3 separate regions of the Homo sapiens genome follow, and all the other regions are linked to region 1. Evidence: chromatin contacts called from ENCODE Hi-C or POLR2A ChIA-PET data. All regions are on one chromosome and are shown on one strand. Each heading gives the region's core, a stretch centred on a gene start or an enhancer-like site at or near the end of the contact. The rest is flanking DNA. Distances are from core to core; before and after follow the strand shown.

The links. Hi-C counts contacts between places; a loop is a spot of excess contacts on that map. ChIA-PET counts read pairs that join two places held with the same protein, here RNA polymerase II (POLR2A). Pooled maps may share reads with other maps.
Region 2: a loop to region 1 is called in a map of chondrocyte, with 3 times the contacts of the local background. The contact joins two enhancer-like sites. A Hi-C loop is called at or near these places in 1 of 168 maps with a recorded cell type or tissue (chondrocyte) and 4 of 50 pooled maps. POLR2A ChIA-PET finds 5 or more read pairs at or near these places in 1 of 52 experiments (activated CD4-positive, alpha-beta T cell).
Region 3: a map of IMR-90 shows a loop between it and region 1 (3-fold over the local background). The contact joins two enhancer-like sites. A Hi-C loop is called at or near these places in 1 of 168 maps with a recorded cell type or tissue (IMR-90) and 4 of 50 pooled maps. POLR2A ChIA-PET finds 5 or more read pairs at or near these places in 1 of 52 experiments (activated CD4-positive, alpha-beta T cell).

What each region holds. Positions count from the first base shown.
Region 1 is chr6:139,596,844-139,599,594 of GRCh38, reverse strand. No RefSeq gene overlaps it. Among named protein-coding and RNA genes, the nearest start is that of LINC01625, 120 kb to the right of the region's middle. Within about 2 kb of position 1,419, at least 26 of the 41 ENCODE cell types and tissues checked have a DNase peak (open chromatin) inside an H3K27ac peak, as active enhancers do; they include IMR-90, where a contact is called at or near this core.
Region 2 is chr6:139,942,233-139,944,983 of GRCh38, reverse strand. No RefSeq gene overlaps it. Among named protein-coding and RNA genes, the nearest start is that of LINC02941, 33 kb to the left of the region's middle. Within about 2 kb of position 1,428, at least 4 of the 41 ENCODE cell types and tissues checked have a DNase peak (open chromatin) inside an H3K27ac peak, as active enhancers do.
Region 3 is chr6:139,925,533-139,928,283 of GRCh38, reverse strand. No RefSeq gene overlaps it. Among named protein-coding and RNA genes, the nearest start is that of LINC02941, 49 kb to the left of the region's middle. Within about 2 kb of position 1,368, at least 5 of the 41 ENCODE cell types and tissues checked have a DNase peak (open chromatin) inside an H3K27ac peak, as active enhancers do; they include IMR-90, where a contact is called at or near this core.

The DNA.
Region 1 (2,751 bases), core at 170-2,669:
CCCTCAAGACTGACAAGTTATATACTTTTTGTTTGTTTGAAGGTCTTTGCAAAAATGTATGACTGCACCAGCTATGGATTCTTTCTGGTTTCTGCTGCCCTGTAACCTCCAACAGAACAACGCTGCTTCCAGGAGGTGCAGTGTCTTCATGGGTTTCCCAGAATCTTTTCGATGTCATAAGAAGGCAACAGATTTCTAAGGAGCACCTGAATTCCTTGAAAATGGCTTTGAACAATATGAGTTTCTTTTCTTTTCTTTTCTTTTTTTTTTTTTTTTTTTGAGACGGGATCTTACTCTGTCGCCCAGGCTGGAGTGCAGTGGTGCGATCTAGGCTCACTGCAAGCTCTGCCTCTCAGCTTCATGCCATTCTCCTGCCTCAACCTCCCTAGTAGCTGGGACTACAGGCAACCGCCACCACACTCGGCTAATTTTTTGTATTTTCAGTAGAGACGGGGTTTCACCGTGTTAGCCAGGATGGTCTTGATCTCCTGACCTTGTGATCCACCCGCCTCAGCCTCCCAAAGTGCTGGGATTACAGGAGTGAGCCACCGCGCCCGGCCATGAGTTTCTTAATTTAATATTTGTTTCTTTAAGGGATCAGGCTGGCAGCAATGTCATGGAGATATCGATGTGCTTCACTGAGAGGAAAATAGTTGTGCTTCTTTGAGGAAGGGGCTTAATTCATAAGGTAGTTCACTAAACTCAATGCAGATCCTCAAACCATATGACTTTGTAAATTTGTCTAAGGATCAAATCATTTGTTCCAATTTAGTGTTTCTGACTTTCTGAGAATAGTATTTCCAAGAACACCCAGGAGAATGCAAAGTATGAATAATCCCATATCTGTCTCTCCTTTTTTAAATTAAAAAAAAAAAGATAATAAAAGACAAATTAAAATATTTGAATTTTATGATTTAACTTCAGCTTACAGATTGATTCATTTGTGGCAAATTATGACTTGAAACATTTAAGAAAATCAACCCCAACTTTAAAGAAGATGGTGCCAGGAAATGGAAGGCAGAATTTAGCTTACTCTTTGGCTTTAGCATCTTTTTCCTGTGCTATCTTTATAAAGGCTGTAAGTAGCAGCTTAGAAATGCTGGAGAGGTTTTTCATTTTTTCGTTCTTTTTTTAAAAGAAGGATTTGGCCAGAAACTTAGTTATTTGCATATAGTAGGATCTTGACATCTCCTGTGCTTTATCTTGTTCACATTGTAAAATGTTGCATATGAACTCTAGGATTTAAGACACATCAGCAGTTGCTGAACACTGCATTGAAAATGTATTCATTCCAAAGTGAATTATCATTGTTGGTGACGTTCTCTTTTCTAAACCTTAAAAAGCTGAAAAATGGTAATACAAACCACATGCTTGCTTCATTCCACCACCATTCTTGGCAGGACGAGAGCTGCCTGGCAACCTTGCCGTCAGCTGGGCCTGTGGTAATCAGGGCAGTATTGCCCTGTAGTTAAATCTAATGCTTTCTTTCTGAGAACCCATCAGTGGATGTTTTTTCTTCTTATCAGACTTCTTAGTAATGTTTGAAAAGGGCTTCTGTGGATGAGGAGAATATGTCCTCATAGAGCGAGCTGCTGAAATAGTGGGGAAAAAAAAAAAGACAATAAAGTATTCTAATGACTCTGCAGAGAAAAAGCCTGCAAGAACTGCCTGCCTGTTGCTTTGGACTTCGGCCCTACAGAGGCGTGGGACCCAGCCTGACTCAGCTGGCTGGGCTCCATTTCTTTCAGAGGCCTTGGGGAGCCTCATTCCCTATGGAAACTCCAACAGCAAGGATCCAGGGTATGGAGTTCAGGGTCTGAAGACTTAAAACACAAGCATGGCCTTATGTGTTTGGCCCTTGAACATTGACAATATTTTAATTCCAACATACTTAGGAGAAAAATATGTATTTGGAGCAACACCAATGATGAAAACATCCCTTTAAGTAAGCCTAATTATAACTGAGATGACACAAATTTGTTATGATAACTGAGCCTGTAAAAACTGAAACTTCCAGGAAAGAAAGATCACTGGAGCAGCCATAGCCACAGGGACAGTCTCTAATGAGACGCAAAAGTCAATAGGAAATTGGAATTCACCAGGCAGAATTTTACTTTATAGCCAAATTACATAAACAAGGACATTATTCAATTCTTCCTATTCCCTGCTAATTAAACAAAATGATGACATATAAAGTGCCTAGTAGAGTTGCTTCACATGACTGGCACTTAAAACATATATGAGTTTGTTCCTCCCTGGTCAAGCAGATTTGCTTTGAGATCCCTCTTCCAAAGGCCCTCTTAGCCAGCTCTTAAAAACACAGCTCTGTGGGGCCTCTTTCTTCCTTCAAGCACCTTCCATTGCTTCATCCTCTTTCCTGAGACCTATAATCACTAAGAAAAAGAATCTCAAAAGGAGTTGATGAATCCAGCCAGTAGCTCCAGCTACTTAATTTGAGTAAGCCCTAAGAAAGTTAAGATCCTTCTGTGATCCTTAACTTCAGGGTCCTAGAACCCAAGACCTTAGATGAACTTTATTCTAAAACAGAGAATATTATTCCCCAAAAGGAGTAAGTAAATTATTCCTAGTTACATAACCAAAGGACAGCCTCATTCTAATCTTATGATTTAGAGAGCAGTGGCCCTCTATGTAAGTTAGTTAGTTAGTTTTACTTTCCACAATGGTTAGAGGTGCTTTGTGAATGGACAAGAAATTATATACATGCCTGGAACTAACCAGATGCACACATTG
Region 2 (2,751 bases), core at 179-2,678, 350 kb before region 1:
CCTACATCTTTGTAGACCTTAGATAGAAATCCTCTAAGAAAGTAGACTTTAATACCGTTACATAATTGGCCGGGCACAGTGGCTCACACCTGTAATCCCAGCACTTTGGGAGGCCAAGGCAGGTGGATGACTGGAGGTCAGGAGTTCAAGACCAGCCTGGCCAACAGGTGAAATCCCATCTCTACTAAAAATACAATAATTAGCCAGGTGTGGTGGTGCATGTCAGTAGTCCCAGCTACTCGGGAGGCTGAGGCAGGAGGATCACTTGAACCCAGAAGGTGGAGGCTGCAGTGAGCCAAGATTGCACCACTGCACTCCAGCCTGGGCAACAGAGAGAGACCGCATCTATTTAAAAAAAAAAAAAAAAATGCCCCTACTGGGCAGAGCTCTGGGATTAGTTCATAGCCCCGTATCCTGGCCAGCCTGGAGAGGGCTGCTTGCAGTTTGACATTCAAATTTTTTCAGGGCATAAAAATTGCCCTTATATTCCACATGTATGACAAAGGACATATTAAGAAGGACGTGTAGTATGGGTTTTGTTTAGTTTTCTAGACCACAGGCAATCTTCCTAATAGTTTTAGCATAGAAAATTGAAAAGAAAAAGACACTAATTTCAGCCTGTTAGAAATCACTAGCCAGATGTTGTAAAAAGAACCCCTAATGAAAGGACTCCCTGGAGAGTTTAAAAGTTTCTTTATATTCAACCTAATGCTCTTAAAAAGAATATCACGTTTCATTGACATACAAGGCATTCGAGTGAAATTAAAAGGTTTGAAAAACACCCTTCTCTGAATTGAAGTCTAAGGGACTGGTTTTGAAGTTTACCTATTTTCCTAAGAGGGTTTTTACTTCCCTCTGCCATAAACTGAATAATTTTTCCCAATTTGACTTGATGCCATTCAACATTTTTAATTACACCTATAGTTGGATGTTCGGTTCAGGTGAAGCTGAGTCAACAGTCACACTTTAAGTCTGTTAGGGCATCATGAAGCAAGCAGTTAAACTAGAAGTGAATCTAAAAGGCAAAATAAATATTCTTTGTGTTCAGAAATCAGGGGGAGGAGTAAAACAAAGTAATTAAAGAATGTAATTGGTAGATTTCATAAAAATCAGTAGTCAGTTATTTTCTATGTACTGGATTCAAGAAATAATTTATGGATATAATCTGGAGAAAAACAAATTTATAAAAAAAGCAATATTTTCAACTTGTTTTAAATAGACCTAACACAGTTACAACCTTATCTCTACAAGTAACTCAACATTTTCTTTTTTACATTTTTTCTAAAACCAACTAATTTGCAGTTATAGTTTTCATCCTGAACTGTTGCCTGCAAAAATGCACTTCCTGGTTATTCACAGCAAAATAATTCCTTTCCCCACCCCCTTCTGATTCTGATGTGATGAGGTAACTTTGAACAGTTGTGTGCATAACTCATTTTCCTCACTGCTGGAAAAACATTGAGTTACTTGGGGAAAGGGGGAAATGTTTTTTTTTTTTTTTTTTTTTAAACTCAACACTCAGACTTGCTGCAAGTTCATTTGTTAATGGAAATAGAAGGGAAATTTTCATTTTTTTTCTCCTTTACTTCAGCTCATTTAACAGAAAAGGGGGCTATTCATCTATAGCCATAGTAAACATCGCTTTAGAAGACTGCTTTATCTATACGGAAATTTAGGAGAAATAAATGATGGAGAAGCTATAAAGATTCAGAATATGATAAAGGCAGTGATGCTACTGAAAGTAGAGAACTTAAAGCCAAAATCAAAGAAACAGTAATTTGGTGAGAACATGTAACAATGCATGAAGTACTGCTTGAGTGACTTTTACATAAGGGCAGGCAGGTTCTGCCTACATGTTGAAAAAAAGCTTTACTGGTTTCCATATTGTTTCTCCTGGACCCTAAAGTGAGCCACGGATAAAATGACAGTAATTAGGATATTCAGTAGGCATTACCTGAGCTGACAACTCCCACAGGGAAGGTGGCAAATGCCAGGGCAAAAGCTAGGAAGTGACAGTGGCCTTTGCACAGTAAATTGAAACCTTTGTGCCAGGCCTCTGCTGATCTCGCGGGGGGAAAAATCACTACAAAAACTCAGAAAACTCCTTTACCCATTGAAGCCCATATTTGTCTCGGCAAACACTCATCTTCCTGTCTGTGAACCATTATCCCTCTCTGTCTATCTTTCCTCACACTTTGTCCCCTTCACATGCTTGCTAATTTTACTTTGGCCTTTCTCTCTACTTCCCTGAGTGAATTTCTTCTCACCGTTTTATGTATCTCATCATCTTAGGCTTTTCATCGTCCCTCTGTCCTTTGTGCTCTATAAATGTTTCAATGCTTACAAGTCATATGAGGAAAAGGAGAGTCCTCGGACCTATCAAGTAATCTAATTCGGTATCTCTCATCTCCTCTGCCCAAATGACTTGAGCTCTGTTCCCCTAACATCAGCAGAATGTCTTCAAAGAATTAACTTGCCTCCCAAATCAGCAAGGGTGAGCCCAAACAGCTGTGTCTGAGGATTCCACTTATGCAAGAATTCTGAAAAAATAAAGGCTGAAAGGGATTTTGTTTTAAATGTACGTCAAAAAAGACCAAGAGAAAATTAACTGTTGTTTCATCTTCTACTTTTTTAAAGCAGCAAAAAAGATATACATCCAAGGTCATTTCGTCTAAGGGTACAACTATTCCTCATCTGAACCTAGTAATTAACAACAATAACAGCACATAAACATACACAAGAAGCAGAATC
Region 3 (2,751 bases), core at 119-2,618, 330 kb before region 1:
CCATTATACAGGAACTGACCAGAGTATGAATGAAAGCTCAAGTGAGTTTCAATGGCAACTTTTTCCTCCAACACTGAGGAGATAAGGAAAGGGAAAGAATTTCAGTTAGCCAGGGATGTTAAGGGGTGTACATCTCTACCACTTCAGGCATGAGACACACCAATGGCAAAGGAGGACTGGGGTGTTATCTTGACAGCCACTTACCCTTAGAAACCCTTTTCCCTTCTAGCAAGCCAGAAGAAAAACAGAACTATCAGGGATCCTCAGAGGGACATGAACAGGCTGCCAGGCAAAATGTGTGTGCTGTGGTCCAGTATGTCCCAGAGAAAGGCTGCAAGTAAGCCCCAGCCAGTACTATAGGTCCAATGGGGCTGAGTGCAGCCTGACTCCTCTGAGGCAAGGAGAGATGGGGAGGTGGGGGTGGGGAGCCTCATCACATCTAGAGTGAGGGAGTGCTCAAGGGTGGGGTTTTTCAAGGGGTGCCAGCAAGACAGGGCAACCCCACCCAAAGAGATCTTTTAAAATGATAGATAAAATCCAATCCCACATTTACAGTGAATCTGAAATTAAACTGTGGCGGCATAGTCAATTGCCTCCAGTAATTCTATACCTAAAGCATACAACTTTCAAATTCCTTAGGGGCTGATTTTGCGTCCAGATAAAAATCTCATTACAAAATGGCTTCTCCTTGGAAGAGTTTAGACCCCAGGAAGAGGGATTTGTCCCAGGGACCCATTCCCAAGATGGGGGTGCAAATGAAACACTGTATGAAATGTGTCTGGCCCATAGGAGGCACTCAATGCCTGCTAGTGCCTTAATGTAGTTCTATTCATTTCTCCATTCTTCCAGAAAATATAGATTTATTGAATGTCTCCTATGTGGCAAGTATTGGCCGTGGTCCTAGAACTAAGCAATGACTAAGAGAGGGAAATCCACATGCTCATGGAATAAAAAGAGCAGTTTTGACCTGTGCTTTAAATGAGTTATTCCAGACATGGTCTTGGCAGTGCAGCTTGTTAGAAAGAGCACTTTACTAGGAGTTAAAAAGATTGGAATTCAACTTCTACCATTAATTAGTTATGATTTTGGAAAAGCCATTTAATGCCCTTCGATGTCAGTTTCTTTGGAAAAGAAGAAAAAAAGGAACTTTGGATGTATAAGTTCTAAAGCCTCTTTTGTCTGAGCATAGGTAACTACATGTTTATCAAACATGTGTCCTTGGGCTTGTTCATGCCATGCCAAGTTCACTAGCCTTTTCGAAAGTGCTGTTTTTCTTGCCTGACCCTATTACCACTCTCTCTTTATGCCTAGCTGACTAATAAAGGCAGCAGAGTTCTTTCAGCCCACTTTTAGTCATGATCCTGTGGCAAAACAGTTTGCAGATCAAAGTGACTACCAAGACTTAGAGTGCAACCATTGACAAACAGGTCTCGGTTACCCTCTCCAGCAGTGGACACTGCTCAGAAGCTGTCTACACCATGATTTAACACTGTGACCTTGTTTTGAAACAGTTCTTTTTGACACCAGATGTCCAACAATGGCTATGTTCGCAGACCTTGCACAGTACCTGCAATATTCATGGATGTCATTTTGCTCCAAAATGTGCTATATCAACAGCCTGTCTCAACACCATCTCCTGTCTCAGGTTTCCTGAGAAAAGGAAGGCACTGGGGTGAAATGAGGAGACTCCACTGGATTGATGGGTGAGCCTCAGCCTTATCTAGATTCCCCTATGTTTCAGGGTAGTTTTGTGCACTTTGGTGATGCTGAGAACAGATTGATGCCAATAAGCCATTTGAGATAAGAACTAATTGGAAACAGAAGGTTGAAGAATGATTATGTTGGGAATGAGCAAAGGGGACAGACAAGTAATTATTCCGGCAGAATTTCTTTACACAAAACGCAGATGGAAGAGGGAACAAAATTCCAAAGTCCGTGGCAGAAGTACGCAGCTGCACATTTCTTTTTTGCGGAAAAGCAAACAGAGTGATTCACTGGGTTGGTAATGGGCTTCGGGGATCCCTAGGGATTCACAATGTGCTGGCAGCCCACAGCATGTAAAATAACTCAGTGGCCTCTGTGTACTTCGCCTCCTCAACTGGCTGTAATTGTGAAGCACATGGACAAGATGGAAGGGAAGGACTGAGGAGAAGCGGCCTCCTGTTTACACATGAATCACGGTGGTGGTGTGTTGCAAAGAAGGCAGAAACAGCAACGCATACATATTCCACATTTGTAACAAGCCATAGATCAGACTGGACTGCACACTTCCATTCATAAATATGAGCTCATAACAAATAGAAATCAGGGAAAGTAGAATCTTGCACAATATTCCTCAAAATTATTATAGAGTCATCAGGCTGCAGTTAAATCGAGCTCTGTGATTTCAAAACTATGATTTGATTTGAAAGGCAAAGACAATAATAATTAGTAATCAGGGTAGAAAACTGAGCATCCACCCCCACCCACAAAGAAAAATCCATCAGCAGCAGTTTTACTCAGCGAGGCTAATTAAAAGCTGTCTAACACTGTAATGCGTACAAAAATACAAAATAAAGACAGAAAACCTTGCCTAGTTTTGGTCTCAGACTTAAACGATATCTTCCTTTGGCTATTTGTGTGTGTATATATATAAATATATATTTATAGTCAACAGTGATTTAAGGACAAACGCATTCAAAAAACATTCAAGGGCATCCCTCCTAAAGCATGATATAGTCAAAAGGAAACTGGACTCCTCACTGGATGGGA